2 separate regions of the Mus musculus genome follow, and region 1 is linked to region 2. Evidence: chromatin loops called from intact Hi-C (ENCODE). Cell type or tissue: left cerebral cortex. All regions are shown on one strand. Links, peaks and the distances in the headings refer to the core of each region. The heading gives the core; the rest is flanking DNA.

Region 1 (16,688 bases), core at 3,734-11,733, 330 kb after region 2:
GCTGTGTCTCAAAGGACTACATTTCATTTTGAAAAGATGTGGATGAGTTTGAAACAGTCTTACTTAAACATGCATCCCTTGAGAAAGGACTGGCCCATAACAAGCCTAGAAAAAGAATTGCTGTGACTTTGGGAAGGGAAAACACCTTTATGAATGTATAACCATGTCATAGGCTTTCTGTGAGTTCTGCCTCACTTCATCTTACCTGTTCACTTGAAAACCCACGCAATACATTAAAGTGCTTCTTAGCTGCATGTGTATCTCACTGACAGAATTATGTGCTTAGAATATTTGGAAGTAACTAGATTCTCTATCATGCAGAAAAGCATACATATTCACAATACTTATACATATTACATACCACATATCACTCCACACATATACCACCACCACACAGACACACCAAACACAACATATCACAATGCATACATAACCCCTCTACACAGGCTCATGCCATGTGATTTTAAATGCTTTCAGTATAGAGTTGGTAGAAAAAACTGGTCAACAGACAGAGAATAAGAGAATGCAAATGCTCAGCCCTAAACAAAGTGTTTATACCACAACCCCTCCTCAAGAATCACTGTGGAAGGAATATCTGAAAGAATGTAAGAGGTAGAAATGATAGTAAGTATAAGAAAATCGTGTTTCCTGGACATAGCAGGACTACACATATGAACTCATAGTGGTTGTGACAGCATTACAATACCTGTGCACGCCCAACCTAGACAAGATTAAAGCATGGAGAAGAATTTTAGACACAAATTCTATTCAATTCCAATTCCATTGGCAATTGCTAGATAATGGGAAAGTTTTCTGCATGTGTTGCCCCTGGAAAGCTGATCATGCTTCAGTAGAAAACTACATATCCAAGAATATTTGGGCAGCCCTGTTGGTCTTCATGGGAAAAGAAAAGGAACAAAGACTAGGCGAAAAGGGAAGTGGTGGTAGCTTTGAGAAGAGTTCAGAGAGGAATGGTGAATACTCTCAAAGAACGAAGGGGGGGGGGAGAGAGAAATAAATTACTCATACTGAATTAAAAAAAAAAAACAATAAGATAGGCAATAAGCAAATTCTTCCTAGATGTCTTTTTTTTTTTCAAAATAGAATGATAGATATTTAAAACAATTTGTGAAAGAGATGTGTTTTAAATACTTTGGCTACTAACTGCAGACCTTGGTTTTATATGAACATAATGGGATAGATACAAAGAGAGAAACGAGGTCACCTGGGTTCATTCTGCTGGTTAGAATTAGGCCACTTAACAAGCAAGTCTCAGCAACTTTCAGACTTAGATGGACTGAAAGCTTTAAATTCTCTCAGATAAGTACAGAAAACAAAGCATTAGGAAGAAGCTGAGATGTTGCAAAATGTACTGGCGACCCTACAGTGAACTTGGGGCTTGGGAAGAAGTACTAATGAACAGGAATATCTGAAATGTTTTAGCCATGCCCTTCCAATATCCCCCCCCCCCTTCTTTCTAGCTTCCTTTGACAAAAATTTCCAAGTTCAATTTAGAAAAAAAAAAACATTTTTCTTTCTATCTATTGTCTTAATTCTCTATAACATCGACTTGGTTCTGAAAATGGAACATAATGAGCAGTTAGTATTAGCTGATAAGTAACTCAGCTTTACCAGGCAATATGTTTACTGATAGTGTGAACAATGAATGATCAAATGAAGGAAATAAAATGTCAATCCCTAATTTACAAAGATGAGATGGTATTAAGGAACATGGAAATGTTCTCATCTTCATTGCTGAAAAGAAAAGCATTACTTTTTCATGGTTCAGGGCTTGGCTCTGATGTTCAGGAAAACTTTGTAGATCATCAGGTTAGACAAAGGTGTCAGATCTTTATCAGATAGCACCAAGAAGAGGCAACAACAATCCTTCCTGAAATGATACCGTTTGATTTCTCTCATGGGTACCTACTAGAGGGTTCATACAGTGCTGTTCTTGTTGACACATCCAAATATTGTATAAACTGGGCCTGCATAAACAAATAGCACATTGTTAGTTAGTACTGTTGAGCACTTGAGAAGATGAGGCAAGAGATTGCCATGGGTTTTAAGCAAGACTGGGCTACAAAATGTTTGAGGTCAACCTGGGCTAGAAAGTGAAGCTCTGTTTCTGAAAACATTATATACGCTCCAATTATTAGTTAAAATTAGTTAAAACAAACAGGGTTCTATAGAAATTACATGATGCCCCATGCATGTATACATCCACTCACTTAAATGTCTCCACAAATAGTGATTTAAGACAAGAAGAAACAAGAGTCAACTCATTTTAAAATAAAGGAAAATGTCCAATCATTCAGATATAAGTAAGAAATTTGCCCTTAGGAAGGTTTTGCCTCAATTTCAAATAAAGCTTCAAGTGATGCCACTGATGTGTAATGCAGATGGTTCGTGCCAGGTAAGCATTTGGAAAAAAGCAAACAGTAGGCTTTGTCGTTCACCTTCAGGTTTGAATACAGATTCCCTCTAAGTGCTGAGCTTTTCATATACTTCTTCTTGCTTGTCTAGATTATCTCATCTCCGCAAAACAGTCTCAAACATTTAATTTAATAATGTAATATGATGTAATGCAATGTCTTCAAACAATGTGAGTATGTATGTGAGGACAGAATACAATAAAGTGGTCCTTGTAGCTACTTTAGCCTAGATTTCTTATAGCTGAAGTATATATAATATGTACTAAATATAATGTATTTGTCTTCTTGTTTTGCAAACTTTGTCAGATACAGGCATATAACAAGTTTATAAAATTATACTTTTTCTTATTAAGAAAATTTGGTATGAAAATGAATGTCTTTCTTTGAACTGAATTTTTCCTTTTTTTAAACAAATAGATCAAGAAAGCTGTGCAGTGAGAACCATAATTTTTCCTGACCTATTCTAAACACTTACAATAGAATTTAAGTTAAAATAAATGAAGTGACTCATTCCTGTAATGAGGCAAAAGCATCAGATTCAGACTCAAGGAGAAAAGTTATAGCTTCCAGGTCAAAAGTGGAAAAAAAAAAAAAAAAAAAAACACAAGTCTACTAGCTACACATAACTTTCCTGCTCCATCCTACCAACATGCCTTCTTCAGAGCTTGGAATATGATCAGATATGCAACACTGTTAGAAAGTCGCATTTTTATTCACCACCAAAAAGCTGTGCAAATCCCAATGAAAAATTCTTATTCTAAGAGGAATTTGCTCAATCGTAGCCTCAACAGACCTTTGTTCTTGGTCATGATTTTAAGAATCTACCCCAATCTCTATCATACTCAGTTAGCTACAAGGACATAACTTTAAAGTCTCTGCCAAGGATTCCTGAACTTCTGATAGAACACTCTAGTGATCTCTGTGAGAGGTTCATTGTAGGTATGGAAAAATCATTTTGATGGTCTTCTGAGAACCTCAAAGTCCTAGGTAAGGAAGAGATATCCAAAATTGGAATATGACCTCTGCTCTCAAATAAAACCTTGTAAGTGGGGCTGGAGAGATGGCTCAGAGGTTAAGAGCACTGACTGCTCTTCCAGAAATCCTGAGTTCAATTCCCAGCAACCACATGATGGCTCACAACGACCTGTAATGGGATCCAGTGCCCTCTTCTGATCTGTCTGAAGACAGTAACAATGTACTCACATACATTAAATAAATAAATAAATAAATAAATAAATAAATCTTAAAAAAAAAAAATGGTAAGCAATAACATGATTTTACTCCAAGGACATTAAAGAAGGTAGTCTGTGTGAAGGCTTCAGTGCCATACAGAGGGTCAGTATAGACACAGAGACCAAGGTCAGGTACAAGTATACCCTTGTTCTTCATCCTCAATTTTTTTAATTGTACAGTGGAGCTTATAGTACTTACCTTGTGGTATAATTCAAAGATTAAGTTGGATAAAGTAGAAAACATGTTTGCTGTTCTAGAGAGGTGGCTTAGTGTATTAGAGGGCTTGGTATCCAAGCATGTGGTCATAACACTTTAGGACCAGGTAAAAAACCCAGGCACAGTTCTGTGTGCTCATAACTGAGTACTGAGATCCAAAAATGTAGGCTCCAAGAGCTTGCTGACCAGCCACTGTAGCAGAAATAATGGGTTTTTGGTTCAATGAAAGGCCTCATCTCTCCAGAAAAGGACAGAGAGATTGGAGGAGGGCATCCTATACTTGACCCCACATGTGCATATGCAGGGATATATGCACTTGCATATTTACATTAATACACAACACACACATATATCACATACCACACTGATAACAGAGAGAGAGAGAGAGAGATGGAGTTGGGAGGAAAAAAGGAGGGGTGGCAGGTGGGGGAGAGAAGAGAAGAAAGAAGACTGATTTATTCCATACTCAACCTTTGAGAAATGGTCAAATAGGAAGCCAGTGTGATATCAAGAAACAATAAACAGCTGGTACATGCTAGAAACATAACACACATAACACTTATTCTCTTTCAAATGGGAACTTTTTCCTCTAAAATATACACAGCAAAGAATTTTACTGAAATTTCAACTTATTTTTTCTATGTATTAATTCTATATTTGTTCTAACAAGGAAAGAGTATCTGCTCCTCTTTTCAAAGGTCTAATGGAAGTTGTCTCTTCTGCTTATTTGGTACCATACTTATACACTTCAGAAATATATCTGAAATTGTCACATAAATGTTGAGGGAAAGAGAACTAAGGAACATTGAATGATACAAACACTTTATTTCCTATAGTCATAATTTTCATAGATTTTGCAGGTGAATAGGGGGCATAAATAATTGTTGAGTAACGTCTCACTGCATCAAGACTATAATGAGTAGTCCCTGCTAAGACAAGATTAATGATTGGTTGCTTTAAGTAGATTTAAATAAATAGTTCTATTGCAGTTCCTTGATGCTTTATTCTGACAGTTGCAATTTCCATAACATTTAACACTGTTAATTTTATTTTGGCTACATTTTTAATAATGACATTTTTCATTTTTAATGGATCTAATTTGACTATCCTCCTATCACAGGAACATAAAATTCCTGCATAATAAAAGTAAGCATGCTACATTAAAGAAGATTTCAAACAGTCCCTTGGATGTCCTCTGATCTCTGCTTTGAAAGCTAGGGGTAAACACTATAATTACTGCATGAATTAAAACTTTGTCCCATCATTTTCAGAATGATATAATAGGTTGGCAGTGTACATTTCAGAATATGGTGTCACAAATGCATAATCTCTGAGTGGAATAATAAAATTCAAAACCACAACCTTCCTTTGGGGTTGGGGCAGGGAGAAGAGCTGATTTGAATGTGCTCCATTAAACAAACAAACAAACAAACAAACAAGCTGATTACTCCAAGCATACTGAAAATCAGACATAGCCAGAAGGAAAGTGTAAAAGGCTTTCTGATGACTTGGGTTGCAGACTATTCCCACAAAGCCTATCAGACATAAATGAAATAAATGGGAGAAAGATGCTAACCAGTCTTTGTTCCAATAACTGCAGAATAACATATTGGAATTCTCAACACAAAGCCAAATGGCTGGCAAGATCATCCGTATGCAAATAGAGAGGAAGTGACCCCCTCCCCTGCCCTCAAGCTATTCTGAGATCATTGATGTAGTTTCTTTCAATAACCAAATTGCCTTTTCAAGATACCTTAAATTTTTCTTATGAATATTTTATGCCTAAATATTCTGCTCTCTCAGTTTCCATGTTTGTAGCTTCTTCATTGTGTAATATCTGAAACTCCCTATGTGGTAAAAGGCAAGGTCATCTCTGAATATCTAAAGGATTCAGAGCAACCTCTTGCTATCACCTACAGGTTGGGCAGGTGACTAAAGCTTGGCTAATCTGATGATTCTGCCAGGCATTTGGAATTGCACACAAGTGACAAAAAGAAATAAAGACAGCTTGGGGTGCATTCCACGAAGCATCTACAAAGGTGGGGGTGGTGCTAGTGTGGCACAGTAGCAGTGGGTCCTTTCTAGGCTGTTCCTTTGTTGTGACCTTCACTATGTTCCTTGTTGCCTGCATTCCTGTCAGTTTGCTCAATCTCTAGGCCTCTCAACTAACCAGAGAGCTTCCTGATATATTGACAGCACAGCCCTCTTGCTGAAGTTAAGGTGAATCTCCCTCTGACACTTGCAGCAAAGCCCTGAATGATGCCTGGAGAATTCCCTACTGTAAGGGGCTACCAGTGATAACCAGCACGTTATTGTTCTGTGTCCTAAAATAATATTTGACAGGAATATATTAGCTACTCATAGTGTTTATTTGTATGTCAAAAGCCTTCATGGTTTTTAAGCATTGGACAGTTAGATCAGGATAAAAGAAAACATCAAAGATTTTTATCCTGGTCAGGCTATAATATATAATATTTTATAAACACTCAGTAAAAACTAAGAAAATGGATTTTTTTGGTAAATGATAAGATTTCTTCATAAAAAATAAACACTGAGAAAAACATTCCACATGTCCACTTCCACGTAAGTTGGGAAAAACTGTATCTAACCAGTGAAAGATTTTAGGAGCCACCAAAGCATGATTCCTGAGCCCAAGGCTCTGGATTCCAGTTCAGACTGTCTATGGAACAGCAAGGTTGTAAACCATCCTCCCTCGGCCCTATGGCATGTGTGTGCAGCTGGCGTTTGGTTACAGGGGTAATGGGAGAATCAGCTGAAGTCAGTGTGTGAGCACACTAATACAGTAAGGTGTGTGAACGACAGGCCCATCTGCCACTCAGCCCCACATAAGTGGTGTGTGCTGTACCTTTTTATACCTTCTTCCCACCCTCTTTTTCTTAAGCTTTCACATGAAGGTTTATTGGGAAGCTCAGCACAGCTGTTAGTATCCACCCCCACCCCCTCTCCTGGTCCCTTAAGGATTTCTTTAAAGGTAACTATGAGGTCCTGTGCCTCAGGCCCCAGGGGAGTCCATATGTTGTGCTACTGACATTGTCGCTTTCTTTTCTTTGTCACCTCTAATGAGAGTAAAGCAACCCTCACCTCCTCACCTTTGTCCTCTGAATAGCAGTAAGTGTGCTGCAGCGTGAAAAAGGACTTTGGTTGATAGAGTTAGCTGTTAGGGAAATGCTCTTAGGTCCTTTTCTGCCCTTTTAATATCTGGTCCCTTCCTCTTCTACTACCTATTTCCTCTCTATCATAACTAACTGGTTTAAAAAAAAATCCAACTGGAACTTCAAGCCTTGGACTGTTGAAGAAATGATCTCAGAGCTTTCCCCCGGTGACCTTGCCCGATTCATCACCATCTTCCCTCAGCTCACTGCTCCTTCTTTCTAACAGATGGCCTAACTCTTCATTCGGGTCCCTGCTTGCTTTCAGGGAACATTCTGGGCAATCTGTTTAAAAGACGAACCAAATCACTTTACCATTCCTTAAAAACTCACAGTCATTCACCTCTGCACTCAGAAAAAAAGAAAAATCTAAGCCCTGATCCTGTGACACATAAGATTCCTACATGTGTAGATCCAAATCCTCACCTGTCATCACTTCCAGCCTTCTGTCCTCTCCCATGCGAGCTGCCCTGTTCAGCCTTTGTTCCCTTCTGTGAATAAGCCCTCTGAAGTAGGACCTGTGGGTCAAGTTTCTCTCTGTACAAATAGTCTTTGTCCTCCCGTCTACTCTGTTATCTCCTACCAGCCTAGCACAGACCTACATGTACCCAAGAATTCACCATCCTTTCCTTCTGGTTCAGTCTCTACTGCACTATAAGGAGACAAAGTCGTCTCCTATTTATTTTGGCCTCTTTTATCTCACAACAGTCCACAAGGAGAACCAGCTCGCCTTTGTTTAACATGGTGTCCCTAGCACTGTAAGTAGTGCTTGAGACATGTCAGCTATGCAATAAATATTTCTACTGAATAGTTTAGTGAACGTATTCTGTGAAATTTAAATGAAAATTAGCAATATTGCCTATTTCAATCTCCCTTTCTCTGAAAACTCTTCTTGACTGAAGAGGTTTCTGTCGGGAAAAAAGAAACAATAGCTTCCTGGCTATCAGTGACTTCAGGTTCTTATAGTAAAAGGGACTTCAACATTTGCCCCATTACCAGTTGCCCAAATAACTACCAACACTCTCTTTTGCTGGCAGAATCCCTCATCTGTTTTAGATGAAGAAAACATTCATGGTTGTGCCACTAGAACAGACCGTAAAGACACTGCATACATTCTTAGACAATAGCTTACCACACATCAAGGTGATGAACATATCTGTATAATTTCACACCATTTTTCCCACTCCCCGAAACAGAGGGTCAGGAAGCCCTTTATTAACCAAGTTTGAATTTAGGAATGCAATGCCATATTTTTACAGTAGGAAGAAATGGTTCTTTTTTGGTTTTGGTTTTTTGTTTGTTTGTTTGTTTGTTTTTTGCATAGAATTCCAGTTTGAGTTCATGCACAGCCTTTTAATTCCCTAATGCAGAAAGGGAAAAAGGAAAGAAAAAAAAAAAACTAAATAATCAGCTTCTTAGAATATATACATAAGAAGCTCTGTTTAACCCTAAGCTATTTAACACTTCAGTGGTTTTATAAGCACCAGAGTCTCATTAAACCTTATGTGTGTGTCTTTGTGTGGGTAAGGCAAAGAGTGGCCTCAGGGTGATGACTGCCACACTGAACAATCACACTGACTAAGCTTAGGACTGAAATTAGGAGGCAAGCAACAGTGACATCTAGTGTGAGTAAGAAATGCTAAGATGGATAAACTCCAGTTCCTCCCAAAACAAAGGAAAAGCTACTGGAGAGATGAACACAGGTTAGCCTTACAAAAGTGATGCTGGTTGCAGAGGTAAAAGCAGAAGCAGCTACAACTGTCACTCCAGAGAGCCTACTCAAAGGCCTTTGCCTCCAAATGCTCTTTCAATTATACATTATTTCGGACTGTATCATCTTTCTACCTGGTTCTATAACTCATACGCACCCCTGCCTTTTGGACCCTGGAATCATCAAACGCTCCTCCCCTCTGCTTGGAATATTTTAAAGGGCATCTGGATGCCACCTTCCCTTTTAAGGAAAGAATTTGTTTGTATGTTTTCCCTTTGAACCTTCCCTACCTGCCTGCAGCAGGACAGCACACATTATCGAGGGTGTGCTCCACTGCAGACCTCTCAGAGAGTCTTTTCATTTGCCAACCAGACAGGTCACTCTAGCCCCATATTGGCTGAAACCATCTTTCAAAGACTTGCTCAATCACGGTCGTTTGTAGAGGATCACAGTTTCCCTAGGAACCATTATCATCTTCAGCATGTCACTTCAACAGCCTGCACATGGACTAGAGCTGCTTCAACATCTCCAAGGACGCTCTCTCTCCCCCTCAGCCACCCACTCCCATGGTCTTCGTTCCTCCAGGTTGGTTTCAAGTGCCTCTCGCCCAGCTTGTTCCTCCAGCAACAGTGAAATCTTCATTTGTGCTTTGCAGGCTTCTCCCTGGAGAGTTTCTACTTGCACTCACTGACTTCTCTGTGCAGCCCATACTCAAGGCCCACCATTCTCACTGCTTTCTTAATGTGCTCCCTATCCTAACTCCTTCCTCTGACCACTAGTCCTGAGGATAAAACAGCCCATCAACACCTATGGATAAGGAGAAAAATCACTCAACCAACCTGACTTATCCTGTGAAATTTGAAGGCAGGTGTAGATGTCACTACTGTGATTCTCCGCCACTGTTACTTTGTAACTCACCATGAATTCTTTTACACATACTTTCTCCTTACCTGAGTACATTACCCAGAGAATAAGAAAATCAATGATCTGCTTTATATTCTCAGTCTTAAACTCACAAAGCTTTGTTTATCTCAATTCATTTTCCCCTTCCTCTCTCCTACCAAAGTTCAGTTCCTACTTGTGTAGGAAATACCACAACCCTCCCCACCTCACCTTCTCAAGGACTTCAGTCAAATGTCTTCCCTGTTTGCTCAGTCATTTTCTCCTCTCTACTCTATCAGTCCTGTTTTGTGAAAACTCATAATGACATACTGAATCTAAAATGAGATAAATTAATCTATCCCAAAATTTTCTGTTCACGCATGTATAGCCAAATTCTTCAAAGGAAGCCGTCTACTTTTTCATCCCCTTTCCTTCCTCAAGTGACTTCTGTATATTTGTCCCCATTGTCCCAGTATGCATATTTTTATGTTTAACCACACAGAGGCATGAGACCTACCTACCCATCCCTTACTAAGGGGAAGAATCATTTTCTCCACTAAGAGGTGTGCTCTCTCCTTCATTGCTTATTACCTTCCTATACAAGTTAGGTCCCAGTTTTTCCTCTCAGCCCCACGCTCCCAGAAATAAAACTCAGACTCAAAATATATTTACAAAACCTAGGCCATTTAGCTTTGCTCTTCTCTGACTAGATCATAACTTATTATAACCTATTTACTCTGATCTACATTCTGCCTCATGGCTGGTTACCTGTGCTCAGTTCCCATGTGTCACATCTTCCTGGGAGAATCTGCCACATCTGGCACTATCCCAGAACTCTTTCTGCCTCTCACATGGGGTGTTCCACCTTCTGTTCTACCGTTTTGTGTAGGCTGTAAGGTTTTAATTTGCATCCAAACAAAACAAAAGATATTCTCTGTAAACCTTCCTTTTCAGTCTCTCACTCCCTAATACTAGGTCCATTAAAATGTTGAAATTCATCATGCTCAGCCCTGGTCTAGGTTTTTTTTTTTTTGTTTGTTTGTTTTTTTTTTGTTTTTTTTTTTTAATGAAAGTATATACACCTTGACTAGAAATATTTTTGTGAGTGTCTCCCAGAAACTTAGATTTCTTACAACAATCATAACTTACCATATAAACTCCTAAAACAACTACTTATTCCCAACTTTTAACTGTTTTATATGACACTCAATATCAATATGTTCAACCTTTTATCTCTCCTCCTTAGTCTCAATCTCAAGACACAACACCACTGTGTAACCTCAAAATTGTTTTAATTCTTCCTTTCTTTCTGCATCCCTTCCGGTATTCAGTAATTCTTTTTTTTTTTTAAATCCTTAAAATGTATCTTGCATTAGAGGCATTTTTGGCTTTTCCTTCCATATTCATGATCATCATTATCCCACTGGCTTTCTGCAACAGCTCCAGAATCTGTCACTTCCATAGGGACAATGGAACAGGATTTGGCAGGTTTTGAAGTTCATCACCTAATAATGTATAGTAGGCTTTCCCCCAAGTGTGGTTTCCTTTATTATGGAAACAATAGAATGAAAAATCATAATAAGCTGTATCACATACACGTTGAATGAAATAGTAAAACAGGATCAAGATAATGATAAACACATTCATAATACAGACAGACAGACAGACAGATAAAATTGTCAATATCCCATAGCAATTATAATATAGAGCATACTAGAAGGTGGAGAATGTTGTTTAATTAGGCCCTGATTTTCCTTGAAATTTCACAACTCACTGCTGTTGAGGACCTTGGCTCTGCTTTTGGAGAAGGTCTTACTTTTCTGTCCTTCATCAACCTAGCCACTTCTAAATGATAATTGGGAAAATGCCCCAAGCTTTTGGCACCAGAACTTCTTCCCATCAAGATATTTAGGAACCTAAAAATTATTTCCTGACTAAAAAACACCAAGAATGTGCCTAGTTCAGAATACATTACACCCAAACATGCTTATTTCAGTTTGGAAAGGACACCTCCCAACTCTATTGTTCCATTGTTTGATTTGTCTCTTACCTATGGTTCTTCCAAGATGAGCCTTTCCCCTCTCTCCTTTTTCTCTACCTGACCCCACAACCTGATTACAATTTAAACTTTATGTTCCATAAGATGAGCAACTGAGTTAAAGTTTTACTGCTGTACCTAGAATAGAAAACTCTGTCAGGGGTCAGTGTCCATATCAGTAGGTGCTCTGCTCAGGGAACAGCTGTGAAACAGGTAAGCAAAAACTTATCTGAGGGTTGATGTCTGCTTCAGCTCCATTTCTTCCTCCACTAACTAGTTTATTATTCTTCCTTCTTATCTTTTTCATATATATCGATAGGTAGGTATATAGATAGATAGATAGATAGATAGATAGATAGAAAGATAGATGTAATAGTAATAATTTTCAAGTAGTAATTTTCAACTTTGGTTGTACATGACAATGAGCTGGATATCTTTTGAAACCCAACATCCTAGCCAGACACTAAACAATTAAATTTAAGACTCTAGGTATTGGACCTAGGCATTCTTCCTTTATAGAGCTAGGTAAGCGACCCCAGTGTGTGGACTAGGGGGAAACTGCTCCAGAACAAGCTGTTTTTCATGCTGCTTCTTCCTTTCAAGTCTTGGAACCCAGTACTAATTGCTCAACCTGTGGCTCTGCCACAATCCCCTGCAGTAAATCAACAAGTATTGAATTCGTAAGTGCTCACATCTGGAACTGATTCTACTTACTCTGCACCCACCCTCCCAGCTGCATCTTTCTCTCTGTATGCATGACACTAAATTCCTAGATTTAACAATTGCATTTTAAATTACTTTTCAGATCTGATTTTATGTCATCTCAATGCTGAAACTTTATTCCAGATTTCAACTAAATCTGCCATTTTCTCATCCGGCATGTGTGCTCATTCTCTCTTGCTTTCACTCATTTGCATCTGCCTTCATTTTTTTTTCTGGCCAATAGCAAGTCATTTATAGAGAAAATTAGAAACCCAGCTTATCTCCACCATGTGCTCTGACTCTCAGTCTTCCTGACTCTAGATTACTCAACTGCAATTACTGATCAGCAGCACATTTGAAGGTAAATATCTCCTGCAACTCTAAATTGTTTTTTATTGTTTTGACATCTGAAAATGATTCTGATATAGAACACTATTGCGTATATGTTTGCAGAGATTTAATGATTAATAGAAAGGGTTTTAAAAGAAACCAAAAATTAGGCATTTGAAGGCCCATAATTTTAAAGCACTTGTATATGAACACACACACACACACCACAACATACAAAGGATGGTAAAGAGTGGAAATGTCTTTTAACATTTCATAACATTTTCTTAACATGTCATTTGTACCTAAATATGAATCTGTAGAGTCAAATTTTTATAAGGCTTGATGCAGTCAATAGAAAGTACTATCTAAGATTAGCTGGTATTTAAATTCTCTGTATAGATTTGTCATACTGTAAATGAAATACAGCAGGCTACCAGAAATCTAGGTGGGGAAATGAGGTTCTGGTCCAGATTTCAATTTGGTCAGGTCATGTTTTCATGCAGTTGTTGAGTTCAATCAAGACCCAGCTGGAGACCAATGGCAGGGAATGGAAATTATGATCAGAGAGAGAAATATATAAATTCCTAACAAATGCTTGCTGACTCCCTAAGCTGCCCCAGGCATAGTGCAAAGCAGAAGAATTTTTAAAATCAAGGACAAGTACAGATGACAAACATAGTAAAATAATAATACAGACACTCAGGTTAGAAATATAACTTCAAGAGGGAAGGGTTTAAATAAGTACCTAAATTCACTGGAGACCAGGAACCGAAATAATGAAATTAAACTACACAGATAGAAGACCACTGCATCATTGATTGATTGATTGATTGATTCATTCATTCATTCAAAAGAAAAATGTGGTGGGTTGTTCACATGTGACAGAGATACTCAAGACATGAAAGAGATGAAAGCAACACTCTACGATACCTCTCTCTCTCTCTCTCTCTCTCTCTCTCTCTCTCTCTCCTCAGATTTAGGAAAAAAAGTTAGAACCAAGCAGGCAAACATACTATTTATTTATTCAGTGAATCAACACAGAGGCAAAACCTTGGAAATCCTCAGGAAGATGGTCACCACCAATGAAACCAATGAAGTCAAATGGACAATTTCACTCACATCTTTCCAAATGCACAATTTTCAAAGAATTGAAAGTTTCTTCTGCTGAGGTGAGTGGTCATTATACTCGGAGCTCTACAGCACTTCCTGTCATTTCTGTCAGCCTGCTGCACACAGCAGCCCAGTCTCTCATACTTTTGCCAAATAGCCTTTGTCCTACTTTGCCTCTACTCACTTACTTAAATGTCCTCCTTGGGCAATTTTCCATTATACTTTTTCTTCCTCTGGGATATACCTCTCATAAAGCATCTAAAATGTTCTCTGTCAATTTACAAAAAGCATTTCTAAAAATGTCTTTCTTTAATTGTATTTTAAATGTCCTATTTTACTTTATTTAACATTATTTTGGACATTATGGTCACAAAGAACAAATCCTATAGCATTCTATAAACACCTATGTAAAAAGGGTTTCTAATTTCTCAGCTGCATTTCTTGCTGGTGAATATGCCACAAATGAGAATTTTCAAAATGAATATGAACAGTTTTAGATGAGAGATACTTAAATGTAACTGCAGATTAGTCATGCAAGGATCATTACAGGGCATGAGAGGGAGACTTGAACGCCCTAACCAAGACAGGGCTTCTCCCTGAGACTGTTACTGTCATAGATTCTGGGTTAGATCCTGCTGGTAATGGTTATTAATGGAACTGAAGCATCCAATAGCTCATTTTTCTTCATATACAATCTTTCCAAACTAGGAAGAAAAAAGAAACATTTTTCTACATGAATCCTTGGGAGTGGAAAAGAATATAAAGTAAATGATATGTTACAAATTTCAAGATAAGTGTATTTGAGCAAAATTACCCCCTACAAAAATTTAACAATAAGTTAATGTTCTATTTGTAAACAAAAGTCTATTTCTGCTAATTAAACCTTAGTTCTTTAGGAAAACATGAATCATTGAGCATCTGTAATGTTTACATTCTAATAAATGATCTGAGGTTTTCTTTCTTTTTGAGATGTCAGTCAGTTAGCAATCACTACTTTATCAGCAGTGTGTAACTATACCTAACCTTGAGATGAAATGAGAAGCTCTTGAAATCTTTATGACAAAGGAGTGGCCCTTCACAGTCCCCCTTTCACAAACGATGAAGGACCAATCATTCTGGATTTATTAGCACATCAGATTTCTTTAAAGGTCTCAGAAATGCAAGGCCCTTTGACACTTACCTGGTTGCCCCAGGCAACGCACCTGCCTACGGATGCATCTTCACAGCAGGAATCTGGAGTGGGTCCTGGAAGATTTTCTGAGAAATAATGTATGCATGTTTATATACAAACTGCTTGTCAGTGGGAAGCTAGTATACGATTTAGAAAGGAGACCAAGAGAGGTATAATAAGGAAGGGTGGAATGCAGGCAAAGCACACGAGAGTCTTGACAAAGGGCATAAAGTGAATTCTTTTTTTCTAGTTTCAACTCTGTCATAGTTTTTCCTTTTAGAAATTATGTCTAGGAAAGTGTCATTGGTAGTGAATGTGCAAAGATTCGTGGCTTCATATGGCCATTCTGATTGTATAGAAGTCCACTGTTGTAGACAGAGTTTGGGACTGGGCAATATTTGACTGATTATTATAATGTACTTGTGTGAGGATTTATTTATGAGTTCATGATGATAAAGTGATGTAATGACAATATAAGAAATAATTCCTTTTCCCATTCCAGGTCATATTTATATATATTCGCTTCTATTAAAAAAATCACTAAATGTTAATGTCTCCATCTATAAGATAAGCATTAGCTACCTTATCAGAAGGAGATCAGGTGAAGACTTCATAAAATCCAGACAGTTTGAGTGAATTTTATTTTCTGCTAAGTAGTTCTACTTATTGGATATGTTTTTGTCTCTCTTGTCCATTATTCTGTAATTAGGTAAATCCACAAAGTGTGAAAAGTTGCTTTCAACAGCTCAACTTCAGGCAGAAAAAAAAATCTCTCTAGAAAACATCCAACTCTTTTTCTCTGGTTCAAACATGAGCCAAGTAGCAAGTAAAGATGATTTGTTCCCATCCCTGTTACATGATGGAAATGGAAAGTGAGCAGAAACCTTCATACAGAGGACAAGAAGTCTTCACCAACTTTTGTCAAGATGGCTACATTTTCAGAGTTCAAAGTTTTATATTAAAATATATAATTAAAACTTCGAAAATATTAAGATCAGAGTGTAAACAAAATGTCTCCTTCTGTAGAATAAAAATTATCTTCACTTCCTGACCAAAAAGTGTAACTTCTTCAAAATAGATCTTTTCAACCTATTGATACTATTCATTAATCTGTGTGGAATAAAGTAAGTCTTCCAAGTACATGAAAATGATCAAATAAGCTCATATCACCACCCTGTCTGGAAAGGCTTTGTATAAAAGTAGCAGGACCCAAAATTAGCATAAATGTGTTCAGCATGAACATAGGAGTATAAAACATAGAAAACTTTCCCTACAAAGTTTGCTACAAAGTTTGCTACAAAGTTCTCCTATAAAGTTTGCTAACCCTTATATTTTGTGTTCCCTTCCTATTGTTTTAAGTCCAGTACTAGAAGTATAAATAATTGCCATATTAACAAGAATAGTAATGACCAGAAAAAATAAATCAAAGATCTAAAATCTTTTTTAGAAATGATATACAAAGTGATGATTTGAAATTTTAAGATAGATGCACACATAAGCTTGAAGCTATCTTTTCCTTGGTATTGTGGGTATGCAAAGGAGTTGCGATCATAACCTCCCAGCATTCTTTGCATCAATCAGTTTACTTTCAAATCCCTCCCTTTACCAGGAGAAAGCTTAAATCACTTGTGCTTTCAAAATTTGGGCTCCACTTAGGCTTGTTTCTTATTTGTATTTATAGAGTTCATAT
Region 2 (16,688 bases), core at 5,206-13,205:
AACCAGTTTCTTTGGGCCTGTGGACTGTAGCATGGTTGTCTTGCACTTTATGGCTAATGTTCCCTTATAAGTGAGTACATTCCACAGATTTCTTTCTGGCTCTGGGATATCTCACTCAGGATGGTGTTTGCAAGTTCCTTCCATTTTACTGCAAAATTCATGTCTTTGTTTTTAATAGCTGAATAGTTATTCCATTGTTTAGATGTACAACATTTTCTTTATCCATTCTTTAGCTGAAGGACGTCTAGGTTGTTTCTAGTTTTTTGCTATTATGAATGAAGCTGCTATGAACATAGTTGAGCAAGTATCCTTATGGTATAGTGGGGCATAGTTTGAGTATACTATCAGGAATGGTATAGATGGGTCTTGAGGTAGAACTAATCTCAATTTACTAAGAAACCACAAAATTGATTTCCAAAGTGGTTGCACAAGTTTGCACTCCTACCAGCAATGGAGGAGTGTTCCCTTGCTCCAAATCCCTGTCAACATGTGCTGTCTTTTGAGTTTTTGACCTTAGCCATTTTGACTAGTGTAAGATGAAATCTCATGGTCCTTTTAATTTTCATCTCCTTGATGGCTAAGAATATGGAAAATTGCCTTGAGTACTTCTTGGCCATTTGAGATTCCTCTGTTGAGAATTCTCTGTTTAGCTCTGTACCCCATTTTTTAACTTGGTTATTTACTTGTTGGTGTCAAATTTCTTGAGTTCTATATATTTTAGATATTAGTCCTCTGTTGGATATAGGGTTAGTGAAGATTCATTTCCAATTAGGAGGCTGACATTTTGTCCTATGTTCTTTGCATTACAGAAGCTTTTAAGTTTCACAAGGACCCATTTGTCAATTGTTGGACTTAGAGCCTTAGTCATTGATGTTCTGTTCAGGAAACTGTCTCCTATTCTGATGTGGTTAAGGCTATTTCCCACTTTCTTTTCTATTAGAATTAACTATGTCCAGTTTTGTGTTAGAGTCTTTGATCCACTTGGAATTGAGATGTGTAGGGTGATAAATATGGTTCTACTTGTATTCTTCTACACAGAGGCATCCAGTTAGACTAGGACCTTTTGTTAAAGATGCTTTTTTTCTTCTATTGTGTGGTTTTGAGTTTTTTTTTTTTTTTTTTTTGTAAAAAATTAAAGTGTCCATAGTTCTGCTGGTTTATTTCTGTGTCAATTCAATTTTATTGATCAATCTGTCTGTTTTTATACTAATACCATGCAGTTGTTATTACTATTGCTCTGTAGTATAGCTTGAGATCAGAGATGGTGATACCTCCAGAAGTTCTTTTTCTTTTTTTCTATGAAGTTTAGAATTGCTCTTTGAATGTCTGTAAAAAATTGTGTTGGAATTTTGATGATAACAGCATTGCATCTGTTTATTGCTTTTGCTTAGATGGTCATCTTTACTATGTTAACCCTACTGATCCATGAGCACAGAAGATTGTATCATCTGATATCTTCAAATTCTTTCTCTGGAGATTTAAAATCCTTGTCATACAGGCTTTTCACTTGTTTGTATAGAGTTTTATATTATATATTATTTATTTTATTATTTTATATATTATTTATTATATATAAAGGGTGTTTTCCCCTAATTTCTTTATCTGACAATTTAGTATGTGTATAAAGGAGTGACACTGATTCTTTTTTAAATTAATTTTGTATTGAGTCACTTTGCTGAAGGTGTTTATCACCTATAGGAAGTCTCTTGTAGAATTTTTGAGACTGCTTATTTATACTATAATATATTCTGCATACAGCAATACTTTGACTTCTTCCTTTCCTGTTTATATCTTTTTGATCTCCTTTAGTTATCTTATTGCTCTACTGAGAACTCAAGTAATATATTGATTAGATGGGGGAGAGAGGGCAGCCTTTTAATATTTTTTCTTTGTTCTGTAGATTTTGTGTTTTGATTTTTATATCAGGGTAGATTTCCTTTTCTAGTCTAACCTAATTGCCATTCTGGAACCTTGATGGATGAAGCTTCTCTTTCTTTAGACTGGGGAAGCTTTCTTCTATGATCATGTTGAAAATATTTTCTGGTCTGTGGACTCTTAACCTTCTTATACTCCTACTATTCTTAGGCTAGGTCTTTTTAGAGTATCCCGTATTTCCTGGATGTTTTGTGTCAAGAACTTTTTACATTTAACATTTTCTTTGACTGATGTATTGATTTCTTCTATCGTATCTTCTATGCCCTAGATTCTCTCTTCCAACTCTTGTATTCTGTTGGTGATACTTGAGTCTGTTTTTCCCATTTCTTTCCTAGGTTTTTCATCTTCAGAGTTTCTAGGTTTGCTTCTATTTACATTTTTAGGTCTTAAATAGTTTTGTTTATTTCTTTACCTGTCTAATTTTTTCCCCTGAATTCCTTTAAGGTATTTATTTATTTACTCATTAGCTGTCCACCTGTTTGATTATATTATCCCATATTTCTTTGAGAGATTTATCCATTTGTTTCTCTTTAAAGGCTTCTATAATTTTAATAAGATTGGATTTAAGGTCATTTTCTTGTGCATTAGTTCTGTTAGGATATTCAGGGCTGACAGTAGTAGGAGCGCTGTGTTCTGAAGGTGTCATACTGCCCTGATTTTTGTTGATTGTGTACTTATGCTGGCCTTTAGCCATCTGGTTATCTCTGGACATTCCTGTATATTTCAGATTTGGCAGGTCTGATGAACACAGGGAGAAAGGTAGCAAGACTTTGGAACTGGGGGAAAAGGAGTACGAGTTGTGAACAACAAATGAATGAGGGCAGCTTGGAGTGCTCTAGAAGATTCCAAGGGCAAAAGAAGGGAAGGGGCTAAGAAAAAGAATCTACCCTCTATGATTCTACTTCACCAGGTTTGATGAAGGCCAGAGACTTTCAATGACAGCTGCTATTTCTTTAGGGGTTATAGGACTATTTAGATAATTTACTTGATCTTTATTTAAATTTGATAAGTGATAATTTGATAATTTGCCTATTAGTTAGGTTGGCTAAGGGTTTGTATATCTTATTGATTTTCTCAAGAAACAAAACAAAACAAAAAACCTAAGACAAACCAAAACTTTAAAAACCTAAAGCTCTTGGTTTCATTGATTCTTTGTTTCTAATTGATTGATTTAAGCCTTGAGTTTGATCATTTCTTCCCATCCACTCTTCTTTGGTATGCTTGCTTATTTTTGTTTTAGAACTTTCAGGTCTACAGTTAGTTTGCATTATGAGATCTCTTCTACTTTTTTTTTTTTTTAAATTATGGAGGAACTTAACATTTTCCTCTTAACACTGCTTTCATTTGGTCCCATAACTTTGGGTATATGATTTTTATTGAATTTTAGAAAGTCTTCTTTCTGTGTTTTTTTTTTTCTTTTCCAAATTAATTTTATGAGGCCATAGTCAAACTGATACCTAAACCAAACAAATACATAAACAATGAAGCTGGCGGGGGGGGGGGGTGTAGAATTCCAGGTCAATCTCTCTTATGAATACTGATACAAAAATACTCAATAAAATACTGGCAAATAAAATCCAAGAACACATCAAAAAACATCTTGCACCATGATCAGGTAGGCTCCAGCCTAGGGATGCAGAGTTAGTTTAATATAGGAAAATTCATCAATGTAATCTATCATATTAAAAAATAAAAGTTAAAAGCTAGGCGGTGGTGGCGCATGCCTTTAATCCCAGCACTTGGGAGGGAGAAGCAGGTGGATTTCTGAGTTTGAGGCCAGCCTGGTCTACAGAATGAGTTCAGGACAGCCAAGGCTACATAAAGAAACCCTGTCTCAAAAAAGAAAAAAACAAACAAACAAAAACAAACAAACAAACAAAAACCCAAAAAAACAAAAAACAAAACAAAACAAAAACAAAAAAACTCAAAACAATAAAAATAAAAAATAAAGCTGAAAGATAAAAGACGTAAGAACATGCCATTAGATACTGAAAAAGTCTTTGACAACATTCAGCACCCCTTTATTTTAAAAGTCCTGGGTAGATCAGAAATATACACAATAAAGGGGGAGAGGAATACAGCAAGCCAATGGCCAACATTAAATTAAACAGAGAGAAACTTAAAGCAATTCTAATAAAATCAGTGACAGGACAGGCTAACCCATTCTCTCCTCTCTTCAATATAGCATTTGAAGATCTAGCTAGGGCAATAAGACACCTAAAAGAGATCAAAGGGATACAAATTGGAAAAGAAGAAATCAAAGTATAGCTATTTGCAGGTTATATGAAAGTATACATAACTGGCCACAAAAATTCTACCAAAGAACTACAACAGTTGACAAGCTCCTTCACTGAAGTGACTAGATACAGAATTAATTAAAAAAATCAGTAACCCCTTTTTATACTAATGATAAATGGACTAAGAAAGAAATGAGGGAAACAACACCCTTCACAACAGCCACAAATAATATTAAATATCTTGGTGTACTTCTAACCAAGCAAGTTAAAGACCTGTAAGACAAGAACGTCAAGTCCCTGAAGGAAGAAATTGAAGGAGATATCAGAAGATGGAAAGACCTCCCATGCTCATGGATCAGAAGGGTTAAAATAGTAAAATTGGCCATCTTACCAAAAGCAAGCTACAGATTCAATGCAATCTCTGTCAAAATTCCAACACAATTCTTTACAGTCATGAAATAATAATTCTCAATATGGAAAAACAAAAGACCCAGGATAGCTCAACAGTCCTGTACAATGTAAGAGCTTCTGGGGGTTCCACAATAGGTGATCTCAAGCTACACTACAGAACAATAGTACTAAAAAACTAAGTGGTATTGGTACAGAAAGAGAAAAATGGTATTAAATTTTAAACCTAAAATTAAACCCACAATGGAAAAAAAAAAGCTTTTATAAGGCAAAGGAAACTGTCAATAAGACAAAACAGAAGCCTACAGAATGGGCTTCATCTTATGATGAACTTCATCCACCATATATCCAACAGAAGACTAATTATCCAAAATATATAAAAACTCAAGAAGTTAGCCTGCAATAAATCAAATAACCAAATTAAAATGGTGTCCAGAGATAAACAGAATTCTCCACAGAGGAATCTCAAATGGTGATGAAATACTTAAAGAAATGTTCATTATCCTTAGTCACCAGGGAAATGCAAATCAAAACAACTCTGAGTATCTACCTTATACTCATCAGAATGGCTAAGATGAAAACTTCAAGTGACAGCAGATGTTGGCAAGGATATAAGCAAGTAGAGTACTCTTCCATTGCTGGTTGGAAAGCAAACTTGTATAACCACTATGGAAGTCAACTTTGCTGTTTCTTAGAAAATTAGGAGTAGTCCTACCACTCCTGAACATATACCCAAAGGATGCTGTACCATATCATGGTGACACTTGCTTTACTATGTTCATAGAAGCTTTTCCTGTAATTGCACGAACTGGAAACCACCCAGATATCCCTCAAATGAAGAATGGATAAAGTAAATTTAACTGGGTTCTACCTAGTCACTGACCAAAGCAGATGCAGAGACCTACAACCAAACATTAGATGGAGCTTGGGAGTTTTGTGTAAGACCTGAGGGAACATTTGAGAGATCCAGAGGGGATAGGGACTCAAAAAAAAAAAAAAAAAAAAAAAAAGAGTCAACCAACATAGACACTTGGGGACTTGGGGATGCCTAGAGACTGAACCACCCACCAAAACCCATACATGGACTGAACCTAGGCACCTTGTACATATATAGCAGATGTACAGCTTTCTCTTCATTTGGGTCCCCCAACAACAGAAACAGGTCCTGTCTTTGATTCTGTTGCCTGTCTGTAGATTCTGTTCCCCTACTTGAGCTGCCATGTCAGCCTCAGTGACAGAGGATATGCTTAGTCCTGCTGTAACTTAATATGCCTGTGTGGGTTGGTACCAGGAGGGTCCTCCTCAAAGGAGGAGGAGAAGGGAAGAAGGATGGGAGGAGAGACTATGTGAGTGGGGGACTGAAGGGGTGTGTGTGATCAGGACATAAGGTGAATAAATATGGAAATAATTTAAGTTTCCTTGACCCAGTGGTCATTGAGTAGAAAGTTGTTCAGTTTCTATGATTTGTCAGCATTTTCTTAATTAGTGATTGATGGTGGCATCCTTGGGTTGGTAGTCCTGAGTTCAGTAAGAAAACAGCATCTGGTTCATAGCATCAGAAACTCTAAGACAACCACGGAAGGAAATCACAACAGAAACTAAAGCCAAGAACCTAGAGGCAGGAACTCAAGCAGACACCATGGAATAATATTTCATAGTGGCTTGCTCAGAATAACCAGGACCATCTGCCCATGGCTGGCACTCCCCACAGTGATTTAGGTCCTCTCAAATCAACTACTGTAATGAACATAGTAGGAAAAAAATAAAAAGCCTTTTAGACATGCAAAGTCAGGACCCCCATCACATCCAAGGCTACACCTAATAAAAAGTATTCAGTGGCAGCCCCCATTCAAGATAACCATAAACAGTCCTAGAACCCTATGATGCTCACTGGATAATATATAAGCAGAGACCAAGAGCAATGCTCTGTTCTATACATCTGGAGAGATGCCATCTTGATCTGTCCTAAACTGGAGAGTCTCCCTCAAGAAGCTGACCTTCAAATCAGAGGCTTCTGAGACTGAACCTGACCTTCAGCTAAGATGCACTGCACAGGTGAACTGACTTAGGGAGATTGGCTTAGGACCCTTGTTATGACCATCAGTATAATCGATATAACTTTTGTTATACTAACCACATACATCTGCTTTCTTGGTCTGGACAACCACTAACCAAAGAAATTCCTCAAAGACTTGTCCACTGGCCAGTCCGAGGAAAGAAACTCCTCAACTGAGATTTCTACTTCCTTCATATATTTAGATTTGTGTCAACTTGACAAAACCTAACCAGCACAGGTAATAAAAAAAGATTTGGTACATTTGCTTTCAGGTCTTGGTATTGTGATATATAAAGAAAATGAGGCCATGAGTTTGAGAGAGAACAAGGTGAGGGGAAGCACAAAGGATGGAAGAAAAGGGAAAATTATGTAATTCTATTTTAATTTCAAAAGATGAAAAATATTTTTAGAAATGTAATATGCATTACCCTTTGCTCTAAAAGGAAAGGAATTAAAAAATAAATTTATGGGGCTGGTGAGATGGCTCAGTGGGTAAGAGCACCCGACTGCTCTTCCGAAGGTCCAGAGTTCAAATCCCAGCAACCACATGGTGGCTCACAACCATCTGTAACAAGATCTGACTCCCTCTTCTGGTGTGTCTGAAGATAGCTACAGTGTACTTACTATAATAATAAATAAAAAATCTTTAAAAAAAAAAATAAATTTATGCTATTCCAGAATGATGATTTTTTTTCTTTCACAGTATAACTCTAAACAATTCTAGTATATTTCTAAGGGTACCAATTTTTCGTTCTGTCAAAAACTGGTTACAGTGTACTGTGATGTTAAAGACCATTTTTGCTCATAGTCTTTCCTTATAACTTTTCTGAGTCTTATTTCTGTCCAAAGCATCACTCACGTTCTTCAACTCTACCCCCTGTAAACTTTCTTACATCTCACAAGTACTAAATCTGTTTTTTTCTCTCTCTCTGTCACACTTTATTCCTGAACTTAGTGCACACCTTTAATTCCTGCCCTTGGAGACAGAGCTAAGTGAATCTCTATGAGTTGGACGCAAGCTTGGTCTACACAGTAGTTCTAGGCTAGTCAAGGCTACATAGTGAGACTTGGTCTCCAAATCAACCAACCAACAATTTCAAGAAATATAACACGATAAAACACAAAAAAACTTAGGTTTTACAAGCTGAGGAAATACTTTCCTACCAACTTTCTGAAGGAAGGAGACATGTGTGGGGACAGACCAAACCAAAAGATTATAAATAAGAATTGCTATGGCATTTTGAAATATTAGTCCATAGTACTATAGAGGTAGTACTTCATATTAATAAGATAAATTTTAATTTATCAAAGTTTTACCCAAACAAACAAACAAACAAACAAAAACGTATTATTCCAACTTTAAGCAGACTTCAAAATTAGGACTTATTCCTTTTTAATGTTACTTTTTGAAGGCTGGAGATACATAAAATTAATTGTCTTGTGTTTAATATGAAAGAAAATACATTTTGTGTAAAAATATTCTTATTGTCTGCATGCCACACACAATTTGGTAAATGGCAACAATTTAAAAATGTGTCATCTTTTGGGCCTGGAGCTCATTATGCTCAGGAGAATTAGACTGTGATAGAATTCCCTAATGTAGTTCATTTTTAATGTAAAGATTTACTTATTTTTACTTTTTTGTATCGTAGTTTTCTAGCATTTATGTCTCTGAACCACTTACATGCAGTGGCCCTGAAAGCCAGAAGAGGGCATTATATCTTCTCGAACTAGTTGGACTCCATTTGGTGCTTGAAACCCAAACTGTGTCGTCTACCAGAAGAAGTACTCTTAAACACTTAGCCATCTTTCTGACTCTCATCTAATATGGTTTTTACATATACTACTACAGTAGCCATTATTTGGTGTCTTATCTTTATAACCATTATCTGGAAATAATTCCACTGCTGTAATCACAGTGTTGTTAGCTTCTTGGACTGTAATAACCAAGTAGGATCCACATTGAAGATGCCTATGATGATTTTTAGAAGACCTGAGTAACAATGTGGAGGACTGGAACATACACATTTACTGTAGATCTACTGTATGTCTCCCACATGTTTCTTTCTCAATTTGTAGATAACTGTTCATTTGTAGTTTCTTTTTCTCCTAAAGGTGAAAATTTTGTGAAATGACTTTGGCATTTTGCCTCTGCTAATAAAATTGGATAACATGCACTTGGGAACCTAATCTCTGGGTAAGAGTCTCTGAAGCTTAAAACTTAGTGTTTTAATACTATCAAGGAACATCATAACCATGGAAACACTTTTTTAAAAGCATTTAATTTGGGACTTGCTTACAGTTTCAGAGGGTTAGTCTATTATCATCAAGGTGGAACCATGACAGTACATATGGTACTTGAGCAGACATTAAGAGGTACATTTTGGCCTTCCAGTCAGATCTAGCTCCAAGCCACCTTGGGGAAGAAATCAGCAGACGGTCCCACAGTCTCCAGAGGACTCTCCACACTGCATGTACCCTAGCACACCCAGGATCTTAGGATCACTGGTGAGTTGAATGCAACATCTGTTCCAAAACAATCATGAGGGGCCTGTGACAGCAGGAACAAGGATACAGGAGCCCTGTGTGACCAGCAGATTGTGTTCCCTTCTGGTCAGTGCTGGTATACCTTGGTTTTGAACACATCAGACAGCCCCATAGTCCCCAGAGGAGACACCACTTCTAGGCACTGTAACATGCCCAGGATCTTAGGATTCCAGGATCCCAGGATAACAGGATCTTGGTCACACCAGGATCTCAGGGACTTAGAGGAAGCTTGACTGCCAAGAACTCTGACACACCCATAATCTCAGGTTCATAGAAGCCCGGAATCACAGAATCACAGAGAAATCTGGACTCTGAAGAGTCCTGAATCAACCACGATTACAGGAAACACAGCCTCCAATCAGATATATTGAGGGCAGCAAGCACTTGAGATAATCAGATAAAACCGAGGTTACTTAGCATGATCAGAACCAAACTCTCCCACCTTAGCAAGTCCTGGTTACACAATCACACCAGAAAAGCAAGATATGGATCTAAATTCACTTCTCATGACGATGATGGAGGACTTTAAGAAGGAAATGAATAACTCCCTTAAAGAAATACAGGAGAACACATACAATCAGGTGAAAGAATTGAACAAAACCATCCAGGATCTAAAAATGGAAGTAAAAACTGTAAAGAAATCACAAAGGGATACCACTCTGAAAATAGAAAGCCTAGAAAAGAAGTCAGGAGCCAAGGATGCAAGCATAAACAACAGAATACAAGAGGTGGAAGAGAGAATCTCAGGTGCAAAAGATAGCATAGAAAACATTGACACACAATCAAAGAAAATGCAAAATGCAAAAAACTCCTAACACAAAACATCCAGGAAATCCAGGACACAATGAGAAGACCAAACCTAAGGATAATAGATATAGACAAGAAGGAAGATTTCCAACTTAAAGGGCCAGTAAATATCTTCAACACAATTAGAGAAGAAAACATCCCAACCTAAAGAAAGAGATGCCCATGAACATATAAGAAGCCTAGAGAACTCCAAATAGACTCGACCAGAAAATAAATTCCTCCAGTCACATAATAACCAAAATACCAAAAGCACAAAACAAAGAAAGAATATTAAAAGCAGTAAAGGAAAAAGGTCAAGTAACCTATAAAGGCAGAACTATCAGAATTACACCTGACTTTTCCCCAGAGACTTTGAAAGCCAGAAGATCCTGGGCAGGTGTAATACAGACCTTAAGAAAACACAAATGCCAGCCCAGGATACTATACCCAGCAAAACTCTCAGTTACTATAGATGGAGAAACTAAGGTATTACATGACAAAACCAAATTTACAAAATATCTTTCCGCAAATGTAGCCCTTCAAAGGATAGTAAAGGGAAAACTTCAACACAGTGAGGGAAACTAAGCTAGAGAAAAAGCAAGAAAATAAGCTTTAAAAAAAACTAAAGAAGATAGTCACATGAACAGAATTCCAACAACAAAAGTAACAGGAACCAACAACGATTTTTCCTGAATATCTCTTAATATCAATGGACTCAATTCCCCAATATAAAAACATAGACTAACAGACTGGCTATATAAACAGGATTGAACATTTTGTTGCATACAGGAAACCTACCTCAGGGGCAAAGACAGACACTACCTCCAAGTAAAAGAATGGAAAACAATTTTCCAAGAAAACTGTCTGAAGAAACAAGCTGAAGTAGCCATTCTAATATTGAATAAAATTGGCTTTCAACCTAAAGTTGATAAAGAGGGGCACTTCATACTCATCAAAGGTAAAATTTACCAAGAACTCTCAATTCTTAACATCTAAGCTCCAAATGCAAGGGCATCCACATTCATTAAAGAAACTTTGCTAAAACTCAAAGCACACATTATGCCTCACACAATAATAGTGTGAGACTTCAATACCCCACTCTCACCAATGGACACATCCTGGAAACAAAAACAGAAACACATTGAAACTAAAAGAAATTATGAAAAAATTGTATTTAACAGGTATCTATACAACATTTCATCCTAAAACAAAAGGTTATACTTTCTTCTTAGACCTCATGGTACCTTCTCCAAAACTGACCATATAATTGGTCACCAAACAGGCCTCAGCAGATACAATAATACTGAAATAATTCCATGCACCCTATCAGATCTCACGCGGACTAAGGCTGATCTTCAATAACAACATAAATAATAGAGAACCCACATACACATAGAAGCTGAACAACACTCTACTTAATGATAACTTGGTCAAGGCAGACATAAGGAAAGAAATTAAAGACTTTTTAAAGTTTAATGAAAATGAAGCTACAACACACGAAAACTTATGAGACACAATGAAAGCAGTCCTAAGAGGAAAACTCATACTGTGACTGCCCCCAAAAGAAGCTGGAGTGAGCATACACTAACAGCTTAACAGCACACCTAAAAACTGTAGAACAAAAGGAAGCAAATTCACCCAAGAGGAGTAGATGGCAGGAAATAATCAAACTCAGGACTGAAATCAACCAAGTGGAACCAAAAAGAATTATACAAAGAATCAACCACTCCAGGAGCTGGTTCTTTAAGAAAATCAACAAGATAGATAAACCCCTAGCCAGAATAACTAGCAGGCACAGAGACAGTATCCTAATTAATAAAATCAAAAATGAAAAGGGAGATATAACAACAGAATATGAGGAAATCCAAAAATCATTAGATCCCAATAGAAAAGCCTATACTCAACAAAACTGAAAAAAATCTCGACAATTGAATAATTTTCTAGACAGATACCAGACACCACAGTTAAATCAGGATCAGAGTAACATTCTTTATTATTATTATTATTAGGTATTTATTTCATTTACATTTCCAATGCTATCCCAAAAGTCCCCCACACCCTCCCAAACCCACTCCCCCACCCACCCACTCCCACCTCTTGGCCCTGGCATTCCCCTGTACTGAGGCATATAAAGTCTGCACAACCAATGAGCCTCTCTTTCCACTGCTGGCTGACCATGCTACCTTCTAATACATATGCAGCTAGAGACACGAGCTCTTGGGGGGTGGCGTGGTGTTACTGGTTAGTTCATATAGGGTTCCACCTATAGGGTTGCAGATCCCCCCCCATCTCCACGGGTACTTCCTCCAGCTCCTCCATTGGGGGCCCTGTGATCCATCCAATAGCTGACTGTGAGCATCCACTTCTGTGTTTGCTAGGCCCCGGCATAGTCTCAAAAGAGACAGTTATATCAAGGTCCTTTCAGTAAAATCTTACTAGTGTATGCAATGGTGTCAGTGTTTGGAGGCTGATTATGGGATGGATCCCTGGGTATGGCAGTCTCTAGATGGTCCATCATTTTGTCTCAGCTCCAAACTCTGCCTCTGTAGCTCCTTCCATGGGTGCCTTGCTCCCAATTCCAAGAAGGGGCAAAAAATCCACACACCATGGTCTTCGTTCTTCCTGAGCTTCATGTGTTTCATAAATTGTATCTTATATGTTGGGTATTCTAAGTTTCTGGGATAATAATAATCCTCTTATCAGTGAGTACATTTCATGTGAGTTCTTTTGTGATTGAGTTACCTCATTCAGGATGATGCCCTCCAGGTCCATCCATTTGCCTAGGAATTTCATAAATTCATTCTTTTTAATAGCTGAGTAGTACTCCATTGTGTAGATGTACCACATTTTCTGTATCCATTCCTCTGTTGAGGGACATCTGGGTTCTTTCCAGCTTATGGCTATTATAAATAAGGCTGCTATAAACATAGTGGAGCATGTGCCCTTCTTCCCGGTTGGGACATCTTCTGGATATATTCCCAGGAGAGTATTGCAGGATCCTCTGGTAGTACTATGTCCAATTTTCTGAGGAACCAACAGACTGATTTCCAGAGTGGTTGTACAAGCTTGCAATCCCACCATCAATGGAGGAGTGTTCCTCTTTCTCCACATCATCGCCAGCATCTTCTGTCACCTGAATTTTTGATCTTAGCCATTCTGACTGGTGTGAGGTAGAATCTCAGGGATGTTTTGATTTGCATTTCCCTGATGATTAAGGATGTTCAACATTTTTTCAGGTGCTTCTCAGCCATTCAGTATTCCTCAGGTAAGAGTTCTTTGTTTAGCTCTGAGCCCCATTTTTAATGGGGTTATTTGATTTTCTGGAGTCCACCTTCTTGAGTTCTTTATATATATTGGATATTAGTCCCCTATCTGATTTAGGATAGGTAAAGATCCTTTCCCAATCTGTTGGTGGCATTTTTATCTTAATGATTGTGTCTTTTCCCTTACAGAAGCTTTGCAATTTTATGAGGTCCCATTTGTTGATTCTCAATCTTACAGCACAAGCCATTGCTGTTCTATTCATCTTTCCCCACTTTCTCCTCTATCAATTTCAGTGTCTCTGGTTTTCTGTGGAGTTCCTTAAGCCACTTAGATTTGACCTTAGTACAAGTAGATAGGAATGGATCAATTCACACTCTTCTACATGATAACCACCAGTTGTGTCAGGACCATTTTTTGAAATTGCTGTCTTATTTCCACTAGACAGTTTTAGCTCCCTTGTCAAAGATCAAGTGACCATAGGTGTGTGGGCTCATTTCTGGGTCATCAATCCTATTCCATTGGTCTACTTGTCTGTCGCTATACCAGTATCATGCAGTTTTTATCACAATTGCTCTGTAGAATAGCTTTAGGTCAGGAATGGTGATTCCACCAGAGGTTCCTTTATTCTTGAGAAGGGTTTTTGCTATCCTAGGATTTTTGTTATTCCAGATGAATCTGCCGATTGCCCTTTCTAATTCATTGAAGAATTGAGTTGGAATTTTGATGGGGATTGCATTGAATCTGTAGATTGCTTTTGGCAAGATAGCCATTTTTACAATGTTGATCCTGCCAATCCATGAGCATGGGAGATCTTTCCATCTTCTGAGAGCTTCTTTAATTTCTTTCTTCAGAGACTTGAAGTTCTCATCATACAGATCTTTTACTTCCTTAGTTAGAGTCTCGACAAGGTATTTTATATTATTTGTGACTATTGAGAAGGGTGTTATTTCCCTAAATTCTTTCTCAGCCTGTTTATCCTTTGTGTAGGGAGAGGCCATTGACTTGTTTAAGTTAATTTTATATCTGGATACTTCATTGAACCTGTTTATTTGGTTTAGGAGTTCTCTGATAGAATTTTTAGGATCACTTATATATACTATCATATCATCTGCAAAAAGTGATATTTTGACTTCTTCCTTTCCAATTTGTATCTCCTTGATCTCCTTTTGTTGTCAAATTCCTCTGGGTATGACTTCAAGTACAATGTTGAATAGGTAGGCAGAAAGTGGGCAGCCTTGTCTAGTCCCTGATTTTAGTGGGATTGCTTCCAGCTTCTTACCATTTACTTTGATGTTGGCTACTGGTTTGCTGTAGAGTGCTTTTATCATACTGAGGTATGGGCCTTGAATTCCTGATCTTTTCAAGACTTTTAATATGGATGGGTGTTGGATTTTGTCAAATGCTATCTCAGCGTCTAACAAGCTGGTCATGTGGTTTTTGTCTTTGAGTTAGTTTATATAATGGATTACATTGATGGATTTCCCTATTTTAAACCATCCCTGCATCCCTGGAATGAAACATACTTGGTCAGGATGGATGATTGCTTTGATATGTTCTTGGATTATTATAGAAAGAATTTATTGAGTATTTTTGCATCGATATTCATAAGGGAAATTGGTCTGAAGTTCTGTATCTTTGTTGGGTCTTTCTGTGGTTTAGGTATCAGAGAAATTGTGGCTTCATAGAATGAGTTGGGTAGAGTACATCCTGCTTCTATTTTGTGGAATAGTTTATGAAGAACTGGAATTAGATCTTCTTTGAAGGTCTGATAGAACTTTGCACTAAACCCATCAGACCCTGGGCTTTTTATGGTTGGGAGACTATTAATGACTGCTTCTATTTCTTTAGGGGATATAGGACTGTTTAGATCATTAACCTGATCCTGATTTAACTTTGGTACCTGGTATTTGTCTAGAAATTTCTCCATTTAATCAAGGTTCTCCAGTTTTGTTGAGTATAGCATTTTGTAGAAGGATATGATGGTGTTTTGGATTTCTTCAGGATCTGTTGTTATGTCTCCCTTTTCATTTCTGATTTTATTAATTACGATGCTGTCCCTGTGCCCTCTCATGAGTCTGGCTAAGGGTTTATCTATCTTCTTGATTTTCTCAAAGAACCAGCTCCTCCTTTGGTTGATATTTTGAATAGTTCTTCTTTTTTCCACTTGGCTGATTTTGCCCCTGAGTTTGATCATTTCCTGCAGTCCTCTTGGGTGAATTTGATTTATTTTGTTCTATAGCTTTTAGGTGTGCTGTCAAGCCCCTAGTGTGTGATCTCTCTAGTTTCCTTTTGGAAGCTCTCAGAGCTCTGAGTTTTCCTCTTAAAATTGGGGCTCAGAGCTGAACAAAGAATTCTCACCTGAGGAATACCGAATGGCAGAGAAGCACCTGAAAAAATGTTCAACATCCTTAATCATCAGGGAAATGCAAATCAAAACAACCCTAAGATTCCACCTCACACCAGTCAGAATGGCTAAGATCAAAAATTCAGGTGACAGCAGATGCTGGTAAGAATGTGGAGAAAGAGGAACACTCCTCCATTGTTGATGGGATTGCAAGCTTGTACAACCACTCTGGAAATCAGTCTGTTGGTTCCTCAGAAAATTGGACATAGTACTACCGGATGATCCAGCAACACCTCTCCTGGGCCTATATCGAGAAGATGTCCCAACCGGTAAAAAGGACACATGCTCCAGTATGTTCATAGCAGCCTTATTTATAATAGCCAGAAGCTGGAAAGAACCCAGATGCCCCTCAATAGAGGAATGGATACAGAAAATGTGGTACATCTACACAATGGAGTACTACTCAGCTATTAAAAAGAATGAATTTATGAAATTCCTAGGCAAATGGATGGACCTGGAGGGCATCATTCTGAGTGAGGTAACCCAATCACAAAGGAACTCACACAATATGTACTCACTGATAAGTGAATATTAGCCCAGAAACTTAGGATACCCAAGACATAAGATATAATTTGCTAAACACATGGAACTCAAGAACAACAAAGACTATAAAAATGCCTTGGTGTGAGTCTAAGTAAGGAAGTGAAAGATCTGTATGACAAGAATTTCAAGTCTCTGTAGAAAGAAATCAATGAAGATCTCAGAATACAGAAGGATTTCTGATGCTCATGGATTGGCAGGGAACTCACTATTGCTCATAGTCAAAATGGCTATCTTGCTGAAAGTAATCTACAGATCAATGCAATGTCCATCAAAATTCCAACTCTATTCTTCACAGAGTTAGAAAAGGCAATTGGCAAATTCATCTGGAATTACAAAAATCCTAGAATAGCAAAAACTATTATCAAAAATATAAGAACCTATAGTGGAATCACATTCCCTGACCTACCTTAAGCTGTACAACAGAGCAATTGTGATAAAAACTGCATGGTACTGGTACAATGACAGACAGGTAGATTAATGGAACAGAACTGAAGACCCAGAAATAAAC

Evidence for each region. A loop is a pair of places that touch in the nucleus more often than their neighbours do. Peaks named below come from ENCODE experiments on the same cell type or tissue, not always from the same donor. Only the 100,000 strongest peaks of a DNase experiment are listed, where the experiment ranks them.
Region 1: a loop joins it to region 2, with 2.3 times the contacts of the local background. A loop is called at or near these places in 3 of 42 quality-filtered maps.

Annotation. Positions count from the first base shown.
Region 1 is chr10:50,191,427-50,208,114 of GRCm38, forward strand. Gm35632 (a long non-coding RNA gene) reads left to right here and starts at 11,847. Exons shown (of 3, transcript XR_871637.1): 1 at 11,847-11,898; 2 at 13,746-13,886. In left cerebral cortex, for the core only: a CTCF peak has its summit at 8,665; a DNase peak (open chromatin) is centred at 8,645.
Region 2 is chr10:49,855,656-49,872,343 of GRCm38, forward strand. No RefSeq gene overlaps it. Among named protein-coding and RNA genes, the nearest start is that of Grik2, 75 kb to the left of the region's middle. In left cerebral cortex, for the core only: a CTCF peak has its summit at 8,344 (motif pointing right); no DNase peak of the experiment used is centred there.